Linked DNA regions of Mus musculus: region 1 is linked to region 2. The links are chromatin loops, found by intact Hi-C in ENCODE. Cell type or tissue: left cerebral cortex. All regions are shown on one strand. Each heading gives the region's core, and the rest is flanking DNA. Links, peaks and the distances in the headings are about the cores only.

Evidence for each region. A loop is a pair of places that touch in the nucleus more often than their neighbours do. Peaks named below come from ENCODE experiments on the same cell type or tissue, not always from the same donor. Only the 100,000 strongest peaks of a DNase experiment are listed, where the experiment ranks them.
Region 1: it touches region 2 in a loop (3-fold over the local background); 3 of 42 quality-filtered maps call a loop at or near these places.

What each region holds. Positions count from the first base shown.
Region 1 is chr1:163,776,554-163,782,121 of GRCm38, forward strand. It overlaps Kifap3 (kinesin-associated protein 3), which reads left to right and starts at 3,030. Exons shown (of 20, transcript NM_001305643.1): 1 at 3,030-3,349. The coding sequence starts at 3,318. It overlaps Gm51663 (predicted gene, 51663), which reads right to left and starts at 2,987. Exons shown (of 2, transcript NR_165475.1): 1 at 2,820-2,987. In left cerebral cortex, for the core only: a CTCF peak has its summit at 2,896 (motif pointing right); a DNase peak (open chromatin) is centred at 2,998; H3K4me3 peaks cover 1,577 bases; H3K27ac peaks cover 629 bases.
Region 2 is chr1:163,401,577-163,407,144 of GRCm38, forward strand. It overlaps Gorab (golgin, RAB6-interacting), which reads right to left and starts at 2,093. Exons shown (of 5, transcript NM_178883.6): 1 at 1,947-2,093. The coding sequence starts at 2,007. Gm24940 (a small nuclear RNA gene) reads left to right here and starts at 707; the gene lies at 707-826. In left cerebral cortex, for the core only: no CTCF peak of the experiment used is centred there; a DNase peak (open chromatin) is centred at 2,134; H3K4me3 peaks cover 1,898 bases; H3K27ac peaks cover 716 bases.

The DNA of each region.
Region 1 (5,568 bases), core at 739-4,738, 380 kb after region 2:
AGATAGGGGACTAATATCCAACATATATAAAGAACTCAAGAAGGTGGACTTCAGAAAATCAAATAACCCCATTAAAAAATGGGGCTCAGAACTGAACAAAGAATTCTCACCTGAGGAATACCGAATGGCAGAGAAGCACCTGAAAAAATGTTCAACATCCTTAATCATCAGGGAAATGCAAATCAAAACAACCCTGAGATTCCACCTCACACCAGTCAGAATGGCTAAGATCAAAAATTCAGGTGACAGCAGATGCTGGCGTGGATGTGGAGAAAGAGGAACACTCCTCCATTGTTGGTGGGATTGCAGGCTTGTAAAACCACTCTGGAAATCAGTCTGGCGGTTCCTCAGAAAATTGGACATAGTACTACCGGAAGATCCAGCAATACCTCTCCTGGGCATATATCCAGAAGATGCCCCAACTGGTAAGAAGGACACATGCTCCACTATGTTCATAGCAGCCTTATTTATAATAGCCAGAAGCTGGAAAGAACCCAGATGCCCCTCAACAGAGGAATGGATACAGAAAATGTGGTACATCTACACAATGGAGTACTACTCAGCTATTAAAAAGAACGAATTTATGAAATTCCTAGGCAAATGGATGGACCTGGAGGGCATCATCCTGAGTGAGGTAACACATTCACAAAGAAACTCACACAATATGTACTCACTGATAAGTGGATATTAGCCCCAAACCTAGGATACCCAAGATATAAGATACAATTTGCTAAACACATGAAACTCACGAAGAATGAAGACTGAAGTGTGGACATTATGCCCCTCCTTAGAATTGGGAAGAAAACACCCATGGAAGGAGTTACAAAGACAAAGTTTGGAGCTGAGATGAAAGGATGGACCACGTAGAGACTGCCATATCCAGGGATCCACCCCATAATCAGCATCCAAACGCTGACACCATTGCATATACTAGCAAGATTTTATCGAAAGGACCCAGATGTAGCTGTCTCTTGTGAGACTATGCCGGGGCCTAGCAAACACAGAAGTGGATTCTCACAGTCAGCTAATGGATGGATCACAGGGCTCCCAATGGAGGAGCTAGAGAAAGTACCCAAGGAGCTAAAGGGATCTGCAACCCGATAGGTGGAACAACATTATGAACTAACCAGTAACCCGGAGCTCTTGACTCTAGTTGCATATGTATCAAAAGATGGCCTAGTCGGCCATCACTGGAAAGAGAGGCCCATTGGACACGCAAACTTTATATGCCCCAGTACAGGGGAACGCCAGGGCCAACTAGGGGTAGTGGGTGGGTACGGGAGTGGGGGTGGGTGGGTATGGGGGACTTTTGGTATAGCTTTGGAAATGTAAATGAGCTAAATACCTAATGAAAATGGAAAAAAAAAAAACAGGTTCTGCTTTTTATCCTTGACTGACCTGGAACTGGCTACATAGACTAGGTTGGCCTCCAAGTCATACTCAGCCTCTGCAAGAATCTTTAATATGTTCATTTGAATGTAAACTATATTTTGATCTTTTAAGTTTAGGTATATGAAGGCTTTATATTAAAAAGATATTTTTAGTTATTTTGCTGTGCGTGTGTGTGTGTGTGTGTGTGTGTGTGTGTGTGTGTGTGTGTGTGTGTGCGTGTGTGTGGTGTGTCACCAGACACATGTGTAAGTCAGAGGACAACTTGCAGATGTAGCTTCCTCTCCTCCCATGGTGTGGGTCCCAGAGATAGAACTCACATTCTCAGAGGTGGAGGCAGGCTTCGTTGCCAGCCTTTACAGAAGTTTTAAAGCAGTGGTTCTCAACCTTCCTAACACTATGACCCTTTAATAAGTTTCTCACGTTGTGGTGACCCCCAACCATAAAATGATTTTGGTTGCCACTTCGTAACTACTGTACTTTTGTTACTGTTATGACTCTTGATGTAAATATTCGTGTTTTCCAATGACTTTAGAGACCTTCGTGAAAGGGTCCTTCCACCCACAGAGAGGTCATGACTCACAAGTTGAGAACCACTGCTTTAAAGTAGTGTGCCTTGCTTTTATTGTTAAAGATGTTGTGAACGATAATTTGTGCATTTTTTGCCTTGGTTTGAATAATCAATATTTGAAATAGAAAGTCCAGTTAGGAAGAATCCCATGTGTGAACCGATTAGACTAATCATCAGAGTGTGGATGGAGAGAAAAAGCTGCAGATAATGACTACCTTAACGATAAGACAGAACTTTGTGACAGTTTGTTAAGAAGACTTTGATAAATATGGAGAATGTAGTTTGCCTGGAATTCCTTATTGATAAATTGAAAGAATAGTTACAACTTTATCAGAAATAAATTTAATTGGTGTGAGTTGGTAGGGGCATAAAACATCTCTTTAATGTCTCTCTGCATGACATTTTATGCATAAAAATCTATCACTATTAACTCTTTTGAAGGAATGGCTAACAATGTGATACCAGAAGACGGTGATGGACAGGTTAAAGGATCTCAAAGCAGAGCAGACAGCTTGCTTTGGCTAAAAAGCGGCTCTTTTCTCTCTCCAAATTGTCAGCAATTATTTGCCTTAGAAGAAACAATTTCTCAAGAATCTTGAGTTAAAGTTAATCAGTGGACGATTTGGAAGTTCAGAAGTTGGCTTGTTATAATGGAAGGGAGTGTTTTCTACTTTGGGATTTTAAATGCCACTTTCAAAGTTGATCCAATCCACATCACAGACTATTTCCACCAGCTAGAATTCAGTGCAATCAATGCAGAACCTTTTACATGTTCCAAAATAGAAGCTCCACCAAAGAAGTTGTTGTCAAAGGCTAGTCTGATCACCATCATTAGTTAGCTAGAAGGTTCACTGGTTACCTTGTCTCCTTTCACGCTAAGGACTTTACGTTCCAATTTTGCAGCTTGCAATGCTTCTTCCTTTCCCATCCTCCAGGGGGCAGTGACCAGGAATATGCCTCTAAATCACAGGCTCCCAGATCAGTACCAAACCCTTCCTGCGCTGTTCCTGGGAGCGTCAGATTTGTCGCAGGAGCCTCACCCTGAGCCTGCGCAGACTGTAGCTGTCGCGTGAGCGCATGCGCCTTGCGGAGAGTTCGGCCCTGACGGCTCTGGGCGGGTCTGGGCTGCTCCAGTGTTTTGGGGCCCAGGAGCAGTGGGAGGAGCCGGCGGGTTCACCGTGGTAACCGCTGCGCCGCCGCCGCCGCCACCGCCACCGCCACCGCCGCCCCGCCTTGCAGGCCTTGGGACTGTCACCGCTCTGCTTTGAGGGTACTTTGGCCGGGTCTCCGGAAGTAGCCCTCCCAGATTCTCAGACACTCCCATTCTCCCCACGCCGCTGCCGCCGCCGCCGCCGCCATGCAAGGCGAGGACGCCAGATACCTCAAAAGGTGATGACCCGGGCTCCGCCCTGAGCAGGTCCTTAGGTGTTTCCCGGCTGACCATGGGATGTCCAGGGGCAGAGCTAGACACGAGAAGGGGTGGGACGCAGGGAAGGAAAGAAAGAGGAGAAAATGATGGGGTGGAATAAAGGATGGGCCCTGCGGGGGCGCGAGGTCCTCTTTGGCTTGGAGGTGTCCTGACAGCATCTGATGATGTCCTTGCTACATTAATCTATAACCTCATTAAGAGGCAGGTTAGGCGAGATAAATCCCATATTTCCTAGGTTTTGTTTTTTGTTCTGCCCCACTCTCCTGGATTCCTCAATAGATAAATCCCATGGAAGCTTGGAAATGAATTCTGTCACATCACCAATTTGTGTTCAGTTTGAGATTCATAAATCATGGTGGGGTGTGTGGAATAAAGACGGACGTGGTGGTTTTTGCTTTATGCAAGACTGGATTGAGATGTTCAGTCAGCTGGTCTTGGTCCACTTTACTCACTTGACGGTCACATACACTGTATAATTTCTGTAGGAAGTTCATTATTATTAAGACCTTGGCATGCGAAAGCCTACTATTTTTTTTTTTTACATATGTATGATATCAGCTACACCAAGAAAAAGGAAATTTTGTGAGATTCCTTAATGTCTGTAGAAAAATAAGACCACCCATGGTTAGAAAAATATACCTCTCACTGAACCAACTGTGAGGGAGCAGTGAATAAATCTTTTAAAATGCTAATGTAGAGTCTCTATTTTTCGTTAAAGCTCTGTTGCTAATCCACTGCAAAGAGCACATAGATTTGGTTTTTTGGACATAATTACTTCATTTGAAAATGAGAGATAATACTTTCTGAAGGACATAAGGACAAAGTATGAAAATACTTTTGAGAGAAAAACCATGCATGTTAGGTGGTGACATTAAGTCCTAATAAAATTTGTTAAGTGTATTTTCCCTTACTTGATAGGGTTCTAGCCATATCTTGCAAGAAATTAGAAATAATCTTGCAAGTGGTAGTGGATTCTTGAACATAGTCAAATAGTTGTAAGATAAATCAACTATACTGCTTGTACAAGACAAGGGAACACAGTGCTTTGTCTTTTTCATTTTATATCTTTAACGAAAAGGCAAATGAGAAGACTTTCAGTAGAGATTTGTAAAAAGGAATATGTAATAAAAACAAATACATGGTCAGAGTACTCATTCTAACGTCATTTTGTTACCATATACACATGTGCCCATTCCCATACTCCTGTACACACACTCTTTATCTGTCAAATACAGTACACTTTCTAATTTCAACTTTAAACCGAAGGTTGTTTTAAAGAACATGCTGCCATTGTAGCATTTGCTGATTTTCATATACTATGGGTGTGTCAGATGTGGTTTTATTTAGAGTCATTGTACTAGTGTGGACCCTCTTAAAACCACATCATCTAGAAAACAATCAATACAACTGATCTACTTACTCACTGTGATGTTTTAGTCATAATCTGGAAAAAGATTTTAAAAACATTGTTCAATTTTGTCTAAGTTTGCATTGCCTTAGCATGTGTATATTTACATACACACATACATGATATATATTGCACATATATATTGCATGTGTATATATATATGTGTGTGTGTGTGTGTGTGTGTGTGTGTATGAGACATACAGACATAATGGAAAAGGCATGAACTTGCTGGATTTGATATATATGATACTTTGTTCAGTTTTTTTCACAGTGTATAATTATGTTTCACTTTTGTTATATTGTGCTATACTATATATAGTGTGCTATAACACTTTATTCCTTTGTTGTAACTACTGAATAATATTTATTGCATGGATATATTATAAGCTGTTCGTGACCGAGTGTTGATAGGTATTCAGGGGGTTTGTGCCTATTGCCTGTTAGGAATAACTTGACAATCAACATGACAAGGTTTTGTTGAACACTTCTCTCTCTTCAGTCATATAAGCTTGGCATACAGGAACATGAAGAAATTCCCTGTTAGACTCATTGAAGAACCAGCAGGGAGGTTTCCTCAGTTCTGTACCTTATATGTTCCCCCGTATGTATGAGGGCTCCAGTTATTCCCACACTTTGCCTGTTATTTTCTCTTTGTGTTTCATGTGTTTGCTCTGTAATTGTAGCTATTCTAAGGGCTGTAAAGTAGTGTCTTATTCTGTTTTGATTTGCATTTCCTAATTACGAAGTAAATTGAGCTCCTTTCATCCTCTT
Region 2 (5,568 bases), core at 585-4,584:
TTAATGAATGTGACTAGCGATTAATAGAGTCCCACCAATAGATCTAACACATATTATGTATCCTCTCATCTGCTAGCAAACAACTCGTTTGTCTCTAACTTTTGGATATTATAAACAAGGTGGCTAAGAACATTCTTGACTGCACATGCATTTATGCATTCGAGTGTCTCAAAAGCACCCTGTACTTATTTTGGCTGGCAACAGATCCCATCTTCCTAGATTATTTAACTGCATTCTTAACAGCTGCGAGGAGGACTCGATTTCTGCAGCTTTAAAAATGGGAAACCAAGGAGACTTGGTATTTTTGTTCTGATCACTGTGTTCCACTATGGCTACATAAAAACTGGAAGATACTTCTGTTCTTACAGATGTCATAGATGAGTGATTTTATACCCACAGTCTAGCGTTTCATGACCAAGTGACGGGCCTTAAAGTTTAGGTTCTCATCACCTTCTAACCAAATCCAAATTAAACAGTTAAAATATACTTTTTAGATAACAAACATATTGGAGTCCTACATTAAACCTTTGTCAAATCAAGCTAAAGCCAAGATTCAACCTCCATGAAATGTCCCCAGTGTCCATTAAATCCTCAGCGTGAACTTGCTCTATGGCTACCACCTTATTGTACTGTCTGTCTCATGAATCTACAAGGTCTCTAAGGGCAAAGATGTCCTGCTACTTTTGACATCTCTAAGGCAGACGTTGTGCTTCATGGCAGGTTAGCATTCCCCATGACAAGGACGGAAGAGGCCCCTGGACCAGACAACACACCTGATTCAAATACTGAGAACTGAGTCAGATCAGATCTAGGTGCCTGCATTTGTACATATAGGTATATGAATGGAGAATGAGTTACAGAAGGAAAGAACCTGAAAACAGCCAGCTGGACAGAATCAGTTGGAACACATCTGACATGATAATTCCATGACAGTACTAAGAAAGATCAGCCAGTCCAGTCTTCCCCACATTGACCCCATGTTAGTAATTTACTTCCTTCTGCACCTGTCAGTCCTAGATAATTCACATATCTAGGCTAAATATTCCAAGTACCCAAGACATATCCAGATATCTCACAAACTATAGACATGGAAGAATTTAATTTTATCCTTAAGGTACTTTTTAAAATGTTGCCAAGAGTGGCACAAAGTTCTCACAGAAGTGATGGGCATTTCCAAGCCTACCACAGACATTTTTGTGAAATTGCAATCACAGGTCAAGAGCATTTTACATCCTTTCCTACCAAGTACTGGAAAACTTAATAAATCAGAAGCAGCGTTATCGCAAGCCCATACAGTGATCTATAATTATTCCAGAAAGCCCCCCGCCCCATCCGGGGCAGCAGATTTCCACTGTCCCTGAAGGCAGAAGAGACAGACATGTAAGTGCACTGTGCATGTACACACAAATACACACACGCACTTCAAATCTAACCTCTCGAAAAGTCCTTTTAGTTTGCTGACTCCCAAGAACTGGAAAGAAATGCAAACTCATCTGGTAGCCAGAAGTAAAGGCAATGCGGATGGATCATAAATACCACTTCTTCTGCGTTGATTCACTCTCATGACACCTTTCCCAAATATCTGGTTTTATAAGTTCACAATTATGATGCTGTATATGCAGTATTAGTCTTCATTCACCCTGAACCCAAGTTTACAACCATTGGTTTGGGTTAAAAGCCTCCCTTAGGGGCCATTCAGGTGGTGGCTTCGCTTTCTCTTCCTAACCTCATTCCTTTTTACAGGAAAACATCAAATCATCAGAAAACAGATGCTAAAAGAGAAACCCCTGGGCCGTCCCTCTGGCCTCTGCAGCAAAGACACCTAGGGAATCCCACCACCCCTGTCCCCCAACTTGGAGTTCCAGCCCCCACGCCCCCTCGCCCACTAAGACGGCCTCCTGTCCTTCAGACTCGAGACTCCACACCCGCGCGCAAGTACACCTTACCTTTATTCTGCTTTAGTCTCCTCAGCTCTTCCTCAGAGAAGCCCGCCCAATCCTGAGCCATCCGCCTAGCCCTGGGCACCCAAAGAGTGCCCAAATCTCCGCGCGCAGACTGCCAACACAGCTCCACAGGCACATCCGGGTTCCTTCAGTGGCGCGGCGAACAGCCAATCAGCGTGCCGAACTGTGGCGCTAGGCCTCCCTCTGCATTCAGGGACCCGGTACCTGTGGGGCTGCCCCGAGCGATGCCTGAAAGCCTGACTCGGTGGACTACAAAAGCACGGCCTTCGCTTCCACTCACAGGCCTCTGCTACACGTTCCAGTTCTTCTTGCTTTATATCTTTGGGGGGAAGTGGGGGTTATGGGAATATGAGGAAGGGTTGAGGAAAACAGGTAGAGCGGCAGTGACAGAGGAGGCCTACAGGTCGGAACTGCCTGACTAGCTGGGCGGAGCCTGTATTGCCTGGGAGGTGGGCGGTACCGGAGCATCCTTGGCTTGTAGGTTCTAAGTCATGGAGAAACAGGGTGTAGGGTTGAGATTTAAGCATTGGCCAGTTCACTTCTAGACAATAACATCTAGCAGATTTCGATTTCTTGTTTCTATGATGAATGAGTCTAAGAACCTAATCCTTATGCCAAGATATTTTGCTGGTCTCCTCCTGCCTATAGAAGTCCCTCAACACACCACACTCAAGTCCTAAATGGTGATTTTTTTTTCTTTTGTCTAAAGCTATCTTCTTGAGCTTCCATTTCTCCGTTTTAAGCAGAGTTTAGAAAATTAGAAGATGCAAAGCTTGTCCATGTATGTGTAGGTCAGCGTTTTTTAAACCATTTCTTTTTTTCATTATTTTTACTAAAAACAACTGAAAACATTACATTGGCTACATTGAAAATTTTTTTAAAGAATATTAATTTTCGACTCGAGAGTCAATATTTTTAATCAAGTTGAAGTAAAGGAGTATACTGGAAAATAAAATATGACACCAGCAATTGAAATGAGCAGTTCAGTTATATAAGTATCAGAAAAAAGTTTGACATCTTTCTTGTAATCTTTGAACTTTGAAATGTAACAGGTTTTCCAAAATTCAAGGATGCCACACATGCTTATCTTAAAGATGAGTTTATTTTCAATATATTTGAAAGGCAAAATACCATCCAAAAGGATTAGTTTCGTTCAAGTTTTGAACATAGACTAAATGTGTAAACAGATATACATTAACTCCAGAATAGAATGTATTAGTCACAATCTGGTAGTGGATTCAGCTTGCCCTCTGCACACAATAACCATTTACTAGTGACTCAACAACAATTTTAAACCTACTTGTGTGCTTTCTGTTACATTTTATTTATACATTTTCTATAAGACAAGATTTATCACTAATCTTAATAGAGTCAGTAATTATGGTATTTTAAAAGGTTTTGCCTTGCTTGTGAATGCAAATCAAGGCACCAGCAAGAGATAATAAAAGCCAATAAAATACATCTGTATAAAATTATACTTTCCCCCTTGCAACATTCCAAATCTCCTATTTGTTGTTCTGTTGGCCCTTCCTCAAGGAGTTCACTTTTGTCAAATGCTGTAGGAGATACTGGTGGGAACTAAGCTCCAGAAGTCTTTGCTCTGTGGGAGTTCTTGGTTCTGAGTTGAGAGAGTATCTCAGTTGAGAGTTTTGCTGGAAGTCTCACTCACATTATACTAACTATATTTAAGGGGAAATTTTCCCCATTTGTGTAGTAAATTTGGATCCTACCACCATATACACAAAGGGTATTTACTGTTTTCTCACACACAAAAGGCTTCCTTATTCTCCAGAGCAGTAGGCTGTGTTTTTCTAATCTTTATATATTCTCTTCTTTTCAGGCTCTTTACTAGTTTGTTTTCAATTATATGTAAGAAACTCAAACTTGAGTAGTTAGCTTTTGTAGTATTCTCTTTTTATATTCTTTTAAGTTCCATGATGAACATTTTTGTGTTTAAATAAAAGTTTTATATATAATTCAGCATGTTCATGTGTTTATGAGAAGGTATCATCTATGACAATTTGGATTGTAATATATTCTCCAGTTGATTCTCCATTAGATGGTTGGTGTTTCATCTGGACTCAGATGTGGTGTCTCATCCCTATAGTTCCAGCACTCAAGAGGCTACAGCATGAGTTTGAAGCCAGTCTGAGTTACACAGTGAATTACAGATCAGCCTGGCTGCAATGTGAGACCCAGTACAATTTAGATAGATAGATAGATAGATAGATAGATAGATAGATAGATAGATAGATAGATGATATTTTTAAAAATCTAATTGTGTTTCTAGCATATTTATAAAATGGAGCTGCCTGGCTGCCTCAGGAGGTTGAGGTACTTGCTGTGGAAGTCTGGCATCATGAGTTCAATCCCTGGTACCCCACATAAGGGTGAATGGGGAGAAGTTAGTGCACAGAGTGGCACTCTGTCTTCCATCCAAATGCTGTTGTATCTGCACCCCACACACAATGGTCACTTTTACAACATGTGAAATAACTTCCGACTTCCCAGTTCCTTCATGACACTACGTCTTGGCCTCTGCCTCCTTCTATATTAAACTGTCTTTTTTCTCTCTCCTTAAACTCCAGTCAGACTGGATTTCCTCGGGTCTTTGGAATTCATACACCTTCTCCCTCCACTCTGCTGACCTAGCCAGAGCTTTCCCAGTCACGGTTCCTTAAGCTGTTCTCTTCCCCTTGTCCATTGACCCTTCCTGCTTAAGTTATGGTCCCCAAATCCACACAGGCTTTTTATGACCACACTACCTAAATATCATCCTCTTATTTCCTGTATTTTTTATGACTTTTACAGCACTGCGTGTAATATCTAGGCGGTTTGTATTTTACAGTTTTATTTTCTATCTTCCAGTTTGATAAGAGTTCCATGATATGAACCTTAACCTCTTCTTTACCCAGCATAGAACAGACTAACAGCTGCTAACAACTCAGTATGTATTGAAAGAACAAACCTTTCTGAACTTAACACTCATTTGTAACATTTCCACATTAAAAGCATTTGAGATTTTTTTCCTAGAATGAATTTCTATGATGCTGAAAATATGAACTACATATTCTTATTCTTCTTGCAGCTCTGAACTCGTTAGTTAATAAACATTTTTTAACTAGTTGAGGAGAATCAGGAAGGCCTCATTTACTGTTATTATTTTTTAATGTGCGACGTTGGGCATCTTCATCACACTGGATGCAGTGCCTGACAGAGCGAGTGGAAGCTGAGCAAGGCTGTTCTGACTCGCAGTTTCTAACAGCAGTTAGTGTTCAGCATGGCGAAGCAGCCTGGTTCACAGTGGCTGCAGTATATGGCAGATACTGGTTTAAAAACAAAATCCCAATCGTTCAGTTTTACCAGTTGAAGACTCAGGAGCCAGATACTGGCGTGAAAGCCTGCTATCTCAGAGAGGCAGAGAAAGTACTGGGCTGACTTTCCTCCACAACTGACATTGCAGAAGGAAAAAACAAACAAATAACCCAACCCAGCTCTTCTTCACCACAATGTCTTTAAAAACAAGTCTTCCAACTGAATACTCCTCCTTTCTACTTCCTGTGATCTCTTTATCCTTCCTCCTAATCTCTTCTCATTCTCTGTG